Linked DNA regions of Homo sapiens: region 1 is linked to region 2. The links are chromatin contacts, found by Hi-C or POLR2A ChIA-PET in ENCODE. All regions are on one chromosome and are shown on one strand. Each heading gives the region's core, a stretch centred on a gene start or an enhancer-like site at or near the end of the contact. The rest is flanking DNA. Distances are from core to core; before and after follow the strand shown. Region 1 overlaps KIAA2012. Region 2 overlaps KIAA2012.

Region 1 (7,192 bases), core at 2,672-5,171, 51 kb before region 2:
CTTCTAATCTGCAATTTGGCTTTTAACTTCATGTTGTCTTGTTGAAAACTTCAAACTTTAATATAGTCAGATTCATTGGCGGGGCACAGTGGCTCACACCTGTAATCCCAGCACTTTGGGAGGCCAAGGCAGGCTGATCACTTGAGTTCAGGAATTTGAGACCAGCCTGGCCAACATGGTGAAACCCTGTCTCTACTAAAAATACAAAAATTAGCCGGGCCTGGTGGCACACACCTGTAATCCCAGCTACTTGGAAGGCTGAGGCAGCAGAATCGCTTGAACCCAGGGGACAGAGGTTGCAGTGAGCCAAGATCATGCCATTGCACTTTCTGGGCAATAGAGCGAGACTCCGTCCCAAAAAAAAAAAAAAGATTTATCAATAATTTTCTTTATGGTTTGTGTTATGAATAATAGGTAAAAAGTTTTTTCCTTTCCAAAATTCATAAAAATATTCTGCTATATTTTCCTCTAAAAGTTAAATTTTGCTTTTTGACATTAAGCTCCTGAATACACCTGATATTTTGTGAGGTGAGAATTTTAAAATTGCATAACCAGTTGTCTCAAAATTATATAGTGAATAATAGATCATCCTTTCTCCACTATTTCCCTTTATAATGCCATTGCCATATATCAAGTTTCCATATGTGGGCACATTTATTTCTGGATTCTCTATTCTCTTCTGTCTGTCTCTAAGCCAATAGCACACAGTTTTATTTTTTACAGCTTTAAAATAAGTTTTTATATTTGTCAGGGCAAACTTCCACTTTATTTTTTTTCAAAATTATACTGGCTAATATCTTAGTCTGTTCAGGCTGCTATAACAAAATACCATAAACTGGGTAGCTTAGAAACAACAGAAATTTATTTCTTGTGGGTCTAGAGGCTGGAAAGTTCAAGATCAAGGTGCTGGAACATTCAGTGTCTGGGGACATTCAGTGTCTGGGGAAGTCTCACTTTCTGGTTCATGGAGGGCACCTTCTTTTGTGTCCTCACATGATAAAAGGGGCAAGATAGCTCTCTGGGGCCTCTTTTGTAAAGGCACTAATCTCATTTATGAGGGCTCTGCCCTCATGACTTAATCACCTCCCAGAGGCCCAACCTCCAAATACCTTTACATTGGTGATGAGGTTTCAGCATGTGAATTTTTGGGGGACACAAACATTCAGACCATGACAACTATTTCTGGCTTTTCTATATGAATTTTAATATCAGCTAATCATGTTCTGCCAAAAACCCTGTTGGGGATTTTTAAAATTGAAATTGCACTGAATTTATAGACTGCCAAAAGGAAAAACCAAACCAAACCGGAATCTGATCAAGTTTCTAGACCCAAGTGTTAACTTACAGGACATGTGGAAGACAGAGAAACATGTTAAACTACACTATGAGGACGCAATCAGCAAAGTCTAGATTGAAACTCAACAAGACAAGTGACCCAATTTCCTACAAATACACTAAAAGGGGGAAAAAAAAGAAATGGAAGGGAACTTATAAATTCAATGAGATTTAAAGGTCATATCAACCAATTGTAAACAGTTGGTTTGCAAATTCCAAAACAATTATAATAATTATGGGACAATTTGAACTTTGAAAACTGACTGAATATTCAATTATATTAAAGAATTATTTAAATTTTGGGTGTAATAATGGTATCATGATTATGTTAAAAGTCATTTCTCGGTGCAGCGCACCAGCATGGCACATGTATACATATGTAACTAACCTGCACATTGTGCACATGTACCCTAAAACTTAAAGTATAATAATAATAAAAAAAGTCATTTCTCATCTTTGAGAGATATGTTCTCAAGTATATATGAATAAAATGATATGAGCCTAAAATTTGTTTCAAAATAACATGGGAGAGAGAAAGGAGTTGGAGATACAGGTGAACAACACTGGCCAAGAGATGGGTATATGGGATTCACTGTGCTGCTCTGTTCACTTCTGTGTATGTTTGCAGTTTTCCATAATAACAATTCCTTTTAAATTCTATTTTTAAATTGTGCTTTATGTTTTCAAACACTATTTTTTACACAATTGATTTCTGTGTATTGATCTGTATTTAGTAATCTTGCTGAATTCTTTTGTCTTTTAATGTCTTGTCTGTAGAGTCCCTTGAATTTTCCATATAAGTAATAATATAGTCTGGAAATAATACCAGTGTCATTTTCCTCCTTCCTATCCTTTCATCTTTCCTTTTTTTGGTTTCTTTACCGTTCTGGCTAGCATTGCTAGTACAATGTTGAATAGAATCACTGATAGAGGACATCCTTGTCCTAGTCCTGTCTCTAAAGAGAATGCTTCTTGGCCAGGCGCAGTGCCGCATGCCTGTAATCCCAGCACTTTGGGAGGCCCAGGAGGGTGGATCACCTGGGGTCAGGAGTTCGAGACCAGCCTGACTAACATGGTGAAGCTCCATCTCTACTAAATACAAAAAATTAGCCAGGTGCGGTGGTGAGCAACTGTAATCCCAGCTACTTGGGAGGCTGAGGCAGAAGAATTGCTTGAACCTGGGAGGCAGAGGTTGCAGTGAGCCGAGATCGTGCCGTTGCACTCCAGTCTGGGCGACAAGAGCAAAACTGTGTCTCAAAAAAGAAAAAAAAAGAATGCTTCTCAAGTTCTACCATTCAAGTATTCAAGTGTGATGTTTACTATAGGTTTTTCATGGATACTCTTTGTCAAAATCAAGAAGCCCTCTTCTATTCTTAGTCTGATAAGTTTTAATTGGGAATGGGTGAATTTTATTTTTTTCCTTTTGCATCTATTGAGATGACCCTAAGGCTTTTCCCCACTAACCTCTTAGTGTGGATTATAAATATATTTTCATATGTTAGACCCTCTTTGAATTCTTGTGATAAACCAAATTCAGTTGTGTGTATTGTTAATACTTTTAAAAATATAAGCTTAAGAATTTGATTGGTTAATAGTTTATTTAGGAGTTTTGTATGTTTGATCATAAGTGAGATTGGTCTATAATTTTCCTTTTTTTATTTTATTTTTTGAGATGGAGTTTCGTTCTTGTTGCCCGGGCTGGAGTGCAATGGTGCTATCTTGGCTCACTGCAACCTCTGCCTCCCGGGTTCAAGCGATTCTCCTGCCTCAGCCTCCTGAGTAGCTGGGATTACAGGCACGTGCCACCACGCCCAGCTAATTTTGTATTTTTAGTAGAGACGGGGTTTCTCCATGTTGGTCAGGCTGGTCTCGAAGTCCCAGCCTCAGGTGATCCGCTCGCCTTGGCCTCCCATAGTGCTGGGATTACCGGCGTGAGTGACCAGGCCCGGCCTATAATTTTCCTTTCTTATGTTGTCCTTATCTCTAGTTTTAGCTGCTTTTGGGTTTTGACAAATTTAGGTCTCTTGTTAGAAATGAGCTTTTCTTCCTGGAAGGTGAAGAGAATTTTCAGAATCAAGGGACGACTGCTGTTCTCTGGGACTCTGGGGGACTTCCCGGGGGACTTCCCCAGTCTGGGCTGTGTAGGAGTAAACCAGAAACATTCTTAAGCGTGCACCACTTCCTACTTCCTCCTCTTCCAATATGAAGGAGAACTTTGAAATACTTCCCAGAGGAAAAATAGAGCAGTACCAGAGTTAGGTCATGTAGGTGCTAAGGACTAGCAGAATATTTTGCACCTAGTACTGCAGGCTGCAGATAGCAGGGCCTGGCAGTGTGCTGTGCCATGACTGTGCAGGCATCATACTGGGCAATGTGGGGAGCAAGGAGCCCCAGACCTTTGCATGGTGCCATCTTCCAGGCTGTAGATTCTGGTGAGTGGCACCACCAGGACTCCTGGGCACACACTTCTGGTCTCCCTGTTTTCTCCACAGTGTTAGGAGGAACTTTTCCAGCACTGGCTACTCCTCACTTCTTTGCACAGGTCAGGCAATCATTACACTTGCTCCTTCTGGAGCTGTTTATTCCTGAAGCTGGAAACTGCCCAAGGAAAAGTCTTCAAAACGAAACTGACCTGAACGGAACTGAACTGAACTAGATAACCACTAACACTGGGCAGACTCCAGTTACCCTGGTTTTAATAATTAGTTGTCATGCACGATTCTCTTGACTTGTAGGCCTCAGGTTTCTTCATCCATAATATAAAAGAACTTCTAGATCACCTCCAAGATTCATGCTGGCTTAAAAAACATACTGCCATAATTTCGTGATGTTTCCCTGACTTTTTACTATTTCCTCTCAGAAACACAGGGATGGCATCACAACTCAAAGATTCAAGGAGCATGGAGTCATAGAAACCTGGGTTCATCTCTCAGCTTCTCCACTTACTGGCTGTGTGCCCCTTGGGCAAGTTACCTAACCTCTTTGAGCCTCATTTTCCTCATCTGTGGAATAGAAACAATGCACTTTGCCTCATAAGGTTATAGTGAGGATAAAATAAGCTCAAAGTACATAAAGCACCTAGCATTACGTCTTGCTTCATAGTAAATGCCAAAAATGGCCAGGCGCGGTGGCTCACGCCTGTAATCCCAACAGTTTGGGAGGCCGACGCGGGCGTAAGCCCGCAAACAGCCTGGCGAAAACCCGTCTCTACTAAAAATACAAAAATTAGCAGGGCGTGGTGGCAGGCGCCTGCAATCCCAGCTACTCGAGAGGTTGAGGCGGCTGACTTGCTTGAACCTGGGAGGCGGAGGTTGCAGTGAGCCATCACGCCACTGCACTCAAGCCTGGGCAACAGAGTAAGACTCTGTCTCCAAAAAAAAAAAAAAAAAAAGTAAATGCCAAAAATTACTTCCCTTTTCTCCACCCCTAAGTGGAAAATTGGCCAAAATAAAACAGTATCAATTAAAAAGTCCAATTGTTTGGGTGGCACTCCAGGGGTTTGCCTGCCTCCCTGCCTTCTCCCCAGGGACTATGCGTGCCTGCTTTTCAGATGTTTAGACCTTCTAGCTCTGCCAGTCTCCATCTCGGGATGGAGTCCATAGGAGGCCCCAGCGTTAGAGACATCACAAGCCACCACAGAGAGGAAAAGAAAAGACTAAAGGAGGCGACACACTCGGAGAAGTGACCCTTCGGGGAGAGCCCGCCTGGGGTCTTGAGCTCACCAGCGAGGAGCTCCTTTTGTAAGGCCGGGACGACCTCGCGCAGCAGAGAGGCGCTAGGCAGAAGCCTCTCCGACGCCGCGGGGACCCGGAGCGGCGCTATTGAAGCCATAAACGCGGCAGGCCCCGAGAGAAGCTGCTCCCAGCGCGCCTGCTGCGGGGCCCCTGCCGCCGCGGAGGCGCAGATGCCGCACTGCTGGACCACTTTGGCCTCCCTCCCCGATTGGCCACACCTTTTTATTCCCTTTAAAAAAACTGCTTGAAGAATCTTTTCATTCATATTTCTCTAGTTGGGGTGTGTGTGTGTGTGTGTGCATGTGTGTCTGTGTATATGTGTCTGTGTGTGTGTCTATGTATGAATGTGTGTGTGTATATGTCTGTGTGTGTGTGTGTGTGTGTGTGTGTGTAGTATTTCTTTAAATCTCTATTTCCCCGGACCTTGCTGTTTTCTCCCGTGGGGGGCGAACCCTCTTTTTGATAGCTGTTAACATCCAGCATTAATCTATGCAGACAGCCTGGGGAGGTCAGCCTCACTGTTGCCCAGCTCTGCGAGCAAGGATGTGGTACTTAACCACTCTGTGCCTCAATTGTCTCATCTGACAAATAGGGATACCAAGGCCTGCTTCTTTACAGGATTAGTATAAAAGTTAAATGAGGCACTTTACAGAAAATGCATAGCCTGGTGCCTGGCACACAGGGAGTGTGAACTGCTGCCTTCTCTTGATGTCTTCATCACAAATGGGTGAACGCAGTCTAGGTTCGTAAATGCCTTCCTTCATGTCAGCCATTACCTCCTACAGGAAGCCCTACCTGATTTCTCTCTATCTGGATCAGATTTCTGCCCCGGTCTGGATCAGTTGTCCTTCCTGTATTCTCTTAGAGCACTGATCACACTCCACTCACTGGAGCTGTCTGCACACATATCTGTTTCCTCCACCAAAGCGGGAGCTGCAGTAAGGAGTGTGTTTTATCCAACCATGAAGGCTATGAAACTTAGTAGGGATCAGCAAGTGTATGCTGAGTGAATAATGGAAGCTTCCATTCATGCAGTCGGTGGTTAAAGACTTAAGACGGCCTGAACCTGGAGGCTGAACCATGGAGCTATCTCAGTGGTAGCACCGTGGATTCTGCTTTTCCCCTTAACAGAAACAGTTCCAATGTCATTGAATCACAGAAAGTGAGAAACAGAGATTGGAAGGTCAATTTTGTTATTTTCAGATCAGGAAGTGGAAGCCTCCAGAGGCCCAGAGGTTTATGGAGTCCTCATGCCATGCCAGAGAACCGTGGCAAAGCAGTGCTCCCATCTTGACCCATTGAGCTCTCACTCACTTGTTGCTGCACTGAGCCAGGGCTCACAAATGGCACAGGGATGGCCTCCTCCCAGGCTGTCACCTGAGGGAGGCTGGGTGGTAGAAGAGATTTATGTAGGACACAGTGAAGGTGGCAGACCAGCCTTCCCCGGAAGTGGGGGTGGGGGATGAGCTTGGGAAGGAGGCCCCGCCCCAGTCCTGGATCTACAGCCTACCACTGTGCAAGCCTGAGCGACTCATAGACGGCCAGAGCATGAGAATGGGATGGGGCCCTAGAGATGATCCATCCCGACCTCCTTGGTTTATGGGAAAGGAGACCAAGGCCCAGAGAAGCAATCCGCCCTTCCCTAAACTACAGACTTAATCAAAGGCACAGCTGGTAAAGGAATCCATGTCTTTTGAATCTGAAACCCAGTTTCCTCGATGAATAGATTTCAGTGTTTCCCAGACATCAGTGGGCATACGAATCACTTGAGGACCTTGTTAACAGGCAGGTCTGGGGTGAGACCCCAGATTCTCTTTTCTAATAAGCTCCCAGGTGCTAGCTAGAATGGGTCTAGATAGGTGGTTCTTACAAAAATCTCTGGTCTAGACTGCACTATGATGAAACGACTTGGTACACTAGCCACGAATTAGACCAGCCTTATCAGGTTAATGAGGGCATTGGCTGCTGGGACACTCACTGAGAAGCTGACAGAGCCAGTGTCCTCCTTCCCCATCAGCATTAGTTACCTGTTGCCTGTTGGCTGCTTCTGGGTCTATGGTGAAGGTGCAGGTTCTGGCTGGTGGCTGTAGGTTCCTTGACTGCACCCTAGTTAGAGGGCTGTG
Region 2 (6,558 bases), core at 2,972-5,471:
CAGATTACGAGGTCAGGAGTTCGAGACCAGCCTGGCCAATATGGTGAAGCCCCGTCTCTACTAAAAATACAAAAATTGGCCAGGCTTGGTGGCAGGCGCCTGTAATCCCGCCTACTCAGGAGGCTGAGGCAGGAGAATTGCTTGAACCCGGGAGTCAGAGGTTGCAGTGAGTCAAGACCTTGCCATTGCACTCCAGCCTGGGCGACAAGAGCGAAACTCCATCTCAAAAAAAAAAAAAAAAAAAAAAAAAAAAAAAAAAAAGCAGCCAGGAACACCACTCACATTTCTCTGTTAATCAAAGACTATTTTTAGGAGAGAAAGTCTCCAGGTCATCATCCTTCCCTTGGTCTGAAGCAGCAGCAGCCATGTCTGTGGGTGGAGGATGAGCTACAAAGTCAACCTATACTCCCAGTTTTTGCAGATCTCTCCATGGGGGAAATGAAATAGAAAAGGAATCTGAGGAGAGGCAGACCTGGCCTCAGTCTTCCATTGAAAATACAAGCCTGAGTCTTTCCCAGATCGGCTCCTAGCTTGTGGTGTGTGCAGGCTGAGGGATGCACGACTCCAGGGGACAATGTCTACCTCATTATTTAGGGAATTGTGCAGTGGATTACCTGCAGGACCCACAGGACATCCCTGCAAATTATCCTTCCCCAGGCCAGCTAAGCCCAAGCACTTGGTTCCACCCGACGTCTCTTCCTCACTAATATTTACACTCAGACCACGGGGCTGTCCATGAGTAACTCAACAGAACAACACATTTCTCAGGCTTTCCAAGAAGCAAATCCTCTCTGCTACTTATTGGTATATTTGGGGAGAAATTGTGGGTTTCTGGAGGTCTATATATGAAATAATATGATCATGAGTCAAATTACATAGAGAAGTCGAGGTGACTTTTTAGTGGAAAAGCTTACCTTTTAGGAAATGCTGACTACTAGGCCCTTCCTCTTCATGGCTGATATTTGAATTGACAGATTCATAGGCTGAAAAACAGTAAGATATTTTACCTGAGAGCGGGAAAAAGTCTTGTAAAAATTTATTCCCTTATCCGAAGACAGGGGAAAACATGAAGTGATTGCCTCAGTGTTTAAGCTTTGCAATGAACTGTTTCTTTTTTTTAAATTTTTGAGATGGAGTCTCTTTCTGCTGCCCACGCTATAGTGCAGTGGCACGATCTCGGCTCACTGCAACCTCTGCCTACAGGGTTCAAGCAATTCTTCTGCCTCAACCACCTGGCTAGCTGGCATTACGGGCATGTGCCACCACGCCTGGCTAATTTTTTGGATTTTTAGTAGAGATGGGGTTTCGTCATGTTGGCCAAGCTGGTCTCGACTCCCGACCTCAAGTGATCTGCCCACCTCAGCCTCCCAAAGTGCTGGGATTACAGGCGTGAGCCACCGCACCGGCCTTGAATTGGATGTTTTTGAAAATCCACAGATGATATTCTGGAGAGAAGGTTGATCTAGGATTAAAAAAGCATTGAGGAAAATAATGTTTTTATCTAAGATGTTTAAAGGTAAAATTCTGTAGGGTCCATGATGATAAAATTCTGTAAGAAGAACTTTTGACAAAATAAGATCATGAAACAGTTAACGTTTGACACATGCTGCAAGATGCCCAGATTTGAACAGCAGCTGTGTCTCAGTGTGTGCAGCCATGGGGGATGACAGACACGCACAAAAAGCCCCCCTCTCCAGTTGTAGCACAAACAGAGTGTTGGACCAGGGGAGCCAGGAGGGATTCTAGTCCATCTGATTCTAGCCAAAAAGACAGACAGGCTTTTTCACAGCCCCTGATGAATTTTTTTTTTGTGATCTGCTAGTCACCTGGGGTGAGAATTATTTTCCTAGCTACCCTTGTCAGTCAAAATGAAAATTAGTTAAAACAATGCTGTCTTAATGACTGATGAGAATTAGAATGAGACTTGTGAAAGTTAAGGGAGAGGTAATAGCAAAGAGGTCAATTGAGTGGGTCCTATATGAAGGGTTTTTTATTTTTATTTTTTGAGATAGAGTTTCGCTCTGTCACCAGGCTGGAGTGCAATGGCACAATCTTGGCTGGCTGCAACCTCCACCACCTGGGTTCAAGCAATTCTCCTACCTCAGCCTCCCAAGTAGCTGGGACTACAGGTGCCTGCCACCAACACCCGGCTAATTTTTTTTGTATTTTTAGTAGAAACAGGGTTTCACCATGTTGGCCAGGCTGGTCTCGACCTCCTGACCTCAGCTGATCCACCTGCTTCTGCCTCCCAAAGTGCTGGGATAACAGGTGTGAGCCACCATGCCCAGCAGGAAGAAAGGTTTTTTAAAGGGAAATTTGGTGTGTTTGTATGAGAGAGAGAGAGAAGCGGAGAGAGAGAGAAGGGAGAGGGAGGTGTGAGATATCGGGGAGAGAGCAACAGAGAAGAAAAAAAGGAATCCTAGAAAATTCAAACCGGAAAAGACTTAGAAATCTTCTAGTCTGCCTAGCCACCAAACTCATCTCCAAATAATTTTATTTATTTATTTTTTGCTTCATCGTCTCATTACCAATAACAAATAGACTAGAGAGGATGCCAAGAAAGAATGTTTGGGTTTTACTGATTTGCTAAACTGCGGTGGGGCTTGACAAAGCCTGCCTCTCGGTGCTCCTGCATCTCAGGGCACACACACGGTCACGTGCGCACCGATAGCTGAGGCTGAGCAGGCGGCCTGGGATTCTGAGCATCAACACTGGAGAGAGGAAAAGCCGTAATTAGTGTTAATTGTTGACCCTACGGTTCAAGAATAGATGCTCTGGAGAATGGGAAATGAGAACAAACATTAATTATTGAGTAGGGACCTTGGAGACAGACACTCTGGATTAAACGGAGAGAGATAAATTGCATAATGAATGTTAATTTTCCCTCAAAGAATTGAGTGGTGGGTGGTTGAAAGGGAAAAGGAGGCTAAAAAACAGTCACGAAAGAGAAAGCTCTGTGTGTCAGGCGAGAGGGCGGAGGAGGGCTACACGAACACCGTCTGTCACCGCCACCGCCCTGCCCTTTGCCTCGTAGCTCCCAAGAAGTTTGCTCTCAGGGTTTTCCTTAGAACTCATTATTTACCACAGCTGCCTGCTAGGAAGCTCAACCATTTCCCCTACAGCCCAGGAGCCAGAAAACAGCCACACTGCACTGCTGACAAGCTGAGAGGCACATGGCATGGGGATCTATTTTTTTCTGTGTGCTGGTGGGACTTTTGACTTGGCTTGAGGGAGGCTGCCAGAGCGGTGGCCCTGTGGGTGCTGCTGTGGGGACAATGTGGGCTCCAGGCCTTAGTTGTTGTTTTCGCTTAATTACAATACAGGAGACACACATGCCCCCCTTTCCGAAACAACCTTCTTAACTGAAAGTAAAAACAGAATAAAGATAATTTGGGCTGGGCGCTGTGGCTCACGCCTGTAATCCCAGCACTTTGGGAGGCCGAGGCAGGTGGATCACCTGAGGTCAGGAGTTTGAGACCAGCCTGACCAACACAGTGAAACCCCATCTCTACTAAAAATACAACAAATTTAGCCAGGCGTGGTGGTGCACCACCTGTAGTCCCAGCTACTTGGGAGGCTGAGACAGGAGAATCTCTTGAACCCGAGAAGCGGAAGCTGCAGTGAGCCGAGATCGTGCCACTGCACTCCAGCCTGGGCAACAAGAATGAAACTCAGTCTCCAAAAAAAAAAAAAAAAAAGAGCGGATTTGAGTAGAAGATTGGAGATGAGCATTGTAGCCAATTTTATAAAGAGGATCTGCAAACAGTCTTGTCATGGGCGACCCAGATCTCAGAGTGCTGGTTGAGATGCTCACGTCCAGTCAGTGGCCCTAGGGAGCATGCCTTTTAGGCATGGCTGCTCACTGCCTTGCACCAGGGCCCTCACCCAGTGTTGTCTGGCTGATTTTGCAGTAGCCTGAGCCCTCTGCCTTTTCTCTTGTCTGTTCCTTCATGCTAGCTCACGTGTTGGGTTGCATGACATCCCTCCTCAAACATCTGTGATTCCTTGTTGCCTAAACAGCAGCATTTTGGCTCTCTCCTGGCATACAAGGCTTTCCCTGGTCTGGCCCTGGTCTGCCTTTCAGGCCCAGCTCCTCCTCACCCCCAGCATGAAGCCCCTCCACAGTCCACTCACACCACGCTGCTCCTCATTATCCACGTGTTCTCTACGTTCCTCTTTTTGTTCATTCTGGTGTCTCGGCTGGCTGGCCCTCCCCTTCTCTGTCTATCTACTTCTCGTTTCTCAAAGGTCAGTGTAAATGGAACTTCCTCTGTAAAAAGCCCTTCCCAACCTCCTAGGCTAGAATTAATGGCTCCTTCCTGGAATACCCCTGGATTGTGCTCTTAGGCCTCTGTGATGGCACTCATTTCATTCTGCCTTGTGGTACAGTTACTGGCTTGTGAATCTGTTCTCCACGTCGACTCTGAGGTCCTTGAGGGCAGTGACTGCAGTGCCTGGGGTGGAGCTTTGGTATGTGGAGTGAGGACAGACAGGCCTGGGAATGAAGCCCAGCTCTGCCCTTACCACGTAAGTGAGCTCCCTGTGTTTCAGTCTCCTTACCTATGATATGTGATTGAAAATACTCACTTCCTAGGATCGTTGGGATAAGGGAACAAGATGACATGCATAGCAAGGTGCCTGAGAGTGTTTGCTCTCAATATTAACATCCTTCCATGTCCCTTGCATATGGGAGGTATTCAGTATATTGTATCGAAGGAGTCAAACACACATGTAATGGGCCTTCTTTGAGGTTCAACCATATTTCATATTGGAATTTTACTTAATACTTTACAAGATGGAGTGCAAGTGTGATCTGATTTGATTTTCACAAAGTAATGTGAAGTATGTTGGCAGATATTATAGTTGCATTCTGTTAAGGCACAAGGTAAGCTGATGTAAAACAAGAGACGCAAAAAGATAAACATTTATTTCTCTTGCACATACAAGTCCAGAGGTAGGCAGGCAGGCCGATCAGGGTGGCTCTGCTCCGTAAAGTTACCTGAGCACCCTGGTTCCTAATATCTTAGTACTCCATCATCCCATATGGAATTGTTCTCTTCCACATGGTTGAAGCTATTACCACGACCAAGTCCAAGGAGAACGAGGAGGGGAAGGGCAAACAGTTTCCTTTTAAGGAAATGACCTGGAAGTTGCATGTGTTACTTCCACTCACATCCCATTGGTCAAATCTTGGTCACATGGCCATACCTAGCTGCAAGTGAGTCTGGGAAGCATAATCTCTGGGTAGGCAGCCATGTGTTCAGCTAAAATCCAGGGTGGGGGATTCTATTATTAGAATTTAGCTGAACACATTCTTCCATTATTCCTTTTATAAATATTATTCAGTCAATATTCATAATATTCAGTAAATATTATGAGAAATACTCTGGGAGTACCAAATGTGTTCTCTGTGATATTCAGAGGTAGATGAGGGGGATCTACTCACAGGAATTTTAAATCTAGGAGGGGAAAGAAGAAAAATAGTACAAAGGATAAAAGATGTGAGGGAGTGCTTGGTAAGAGACCCAGGTGGTAAGAATGAGTGGAACGTAAGGAAATAGCAATCGTTGTGGCAGAGGTGGTCAGGTAAAGCATCACAGTAGAGAGGGAACTTTGAGGTCCTTGAAGCTTGGAAACCTGGATAAGAGGGACTAGAAGCTGTGTGATGCAGTGGGAAAAGCTCTGGCCTCACTGGATGAAGGAAGATCTGGGTTTGAGCCTTGGATTTGCCATATAAAAGCTGTGTGGCTTTGAGCAAATCATACCTCTTTGGGCATCAGTTTCCTTATCCATAAAATCAGAGGTTTTCTTTTCTCTTTTTGAGACAAGGTCTCACTCTATTACCTAGGCTGGTGTGCAGTGGTGCAATCATGGCTCACTGCAGCCTTGACTTCCCAGGCTCAAGCAATACTCCCACCTCAGCCCCTGGAGTAGGTGGGACCACAGGTGTGCACACCAGGCCCAGCTAATTTTTAAAAGTTTTTGCAGAGACGGGATCGCACTATGTTGCACAGTGTATTAGTCTGTTTTCATGCTGCTGATAAAGACATAACTGGAACTAGGCAATTTACAAAAGAAAGAGGTTTAATTGGACTCACAGTTTCATGTGGCTGAGGAGGCCTCACAATCATGGCAAAAGGCAAGGAGGAGTAAGTCACATCTTACATGGATAGCAGCAGGCAAAGAGAGCTTGTGCAGGGAAACTCCCCTTTTTAAAACCATGAGATCTCTTGAGACTCATTCACTATCAGGAGAACAGCACAGGAAAGAGCTGCCCCCATAATTCAATCACCTCCCACCGGGTTCCTCCCATGACATGTGGGAATTGTGGGAGTTACAATTCAAGATGAAATTTGGGTGGGGACACAGCCAAAAGATATCACTCAGGTTGGTCTCGAACTCCTGGGCTCAAATGATCCTCCTGCCTCAGCCTCCCAAAGTGCTGGGATTATAGGCATGAGCCACCGTGCCTGGCCCAGCAGGTTTTCTAATTGTCACATAGCTCTAGTGGCCCTGCATAGTCCCCCACCCCCACTCCTAGAACCATCTTAGGAGGGG

What was found. Hi-C counts contacts between places; a loop is a spot of excess contacts on that map. ChIA-PET counts read pairs that join two places held with the same protein, here RNA polymerase II (POLR2A). Pooled maps may share reads with other maps.
Region 1: a pooled map shows a loop between it and region 2 (4-fold over the local background). The contact joins two enhancer-like sites. A Hi-C loop is called at or near these places in 2 of 168 maps with a recorded cell type or tissue (Caco-2 and cardiac septum) and 3 of 50 pooled maps. POLR2A ChIA-PET finds 5 or more read pairs at or near these places in 7 of 52 experiments (BJ, OCI-LY7, Panc1 and 4 more).

Annotation. Positions count from the first base shown.
Region 1 is chr2:202,169,382-202,176,573 of GRCh38, reverse strand. The region is part of intron 15 of KIAA2012; the gene reads right to left. Among named protein-coding and RNA genes, the nearest start is that of KIAA2012-AS1, 56 kb to the right of the region's middle. RefSeq lists enhancers at 3,394-3,603, 4,856-5,674. Within about 2 kb of position 3,921, at least 2 of the 41 ENCODE cell types and tissues checked have a DNase peak (open chromatin) inside an H3K27ac peak, as active enhancers do.
Region 2 is chr2:202,119,639-202,126,196 of GRCh38, reverse strand. KIAA2012 reads right to left here. Exons shown (of 24, transcript NM_001277372.4): 12 at 915-983. Among named protein-coding and RNA genes, the nearest start is that of KIAA2012-AS1, 5.9 kb to the right of the region's middle. Within about 2 kb of position 4,221, at least 2 of the 41 ENCODE cell types and tissues checked have a DNase peak (open chromatin) inside an H3K27ac peak, as active enhancers do.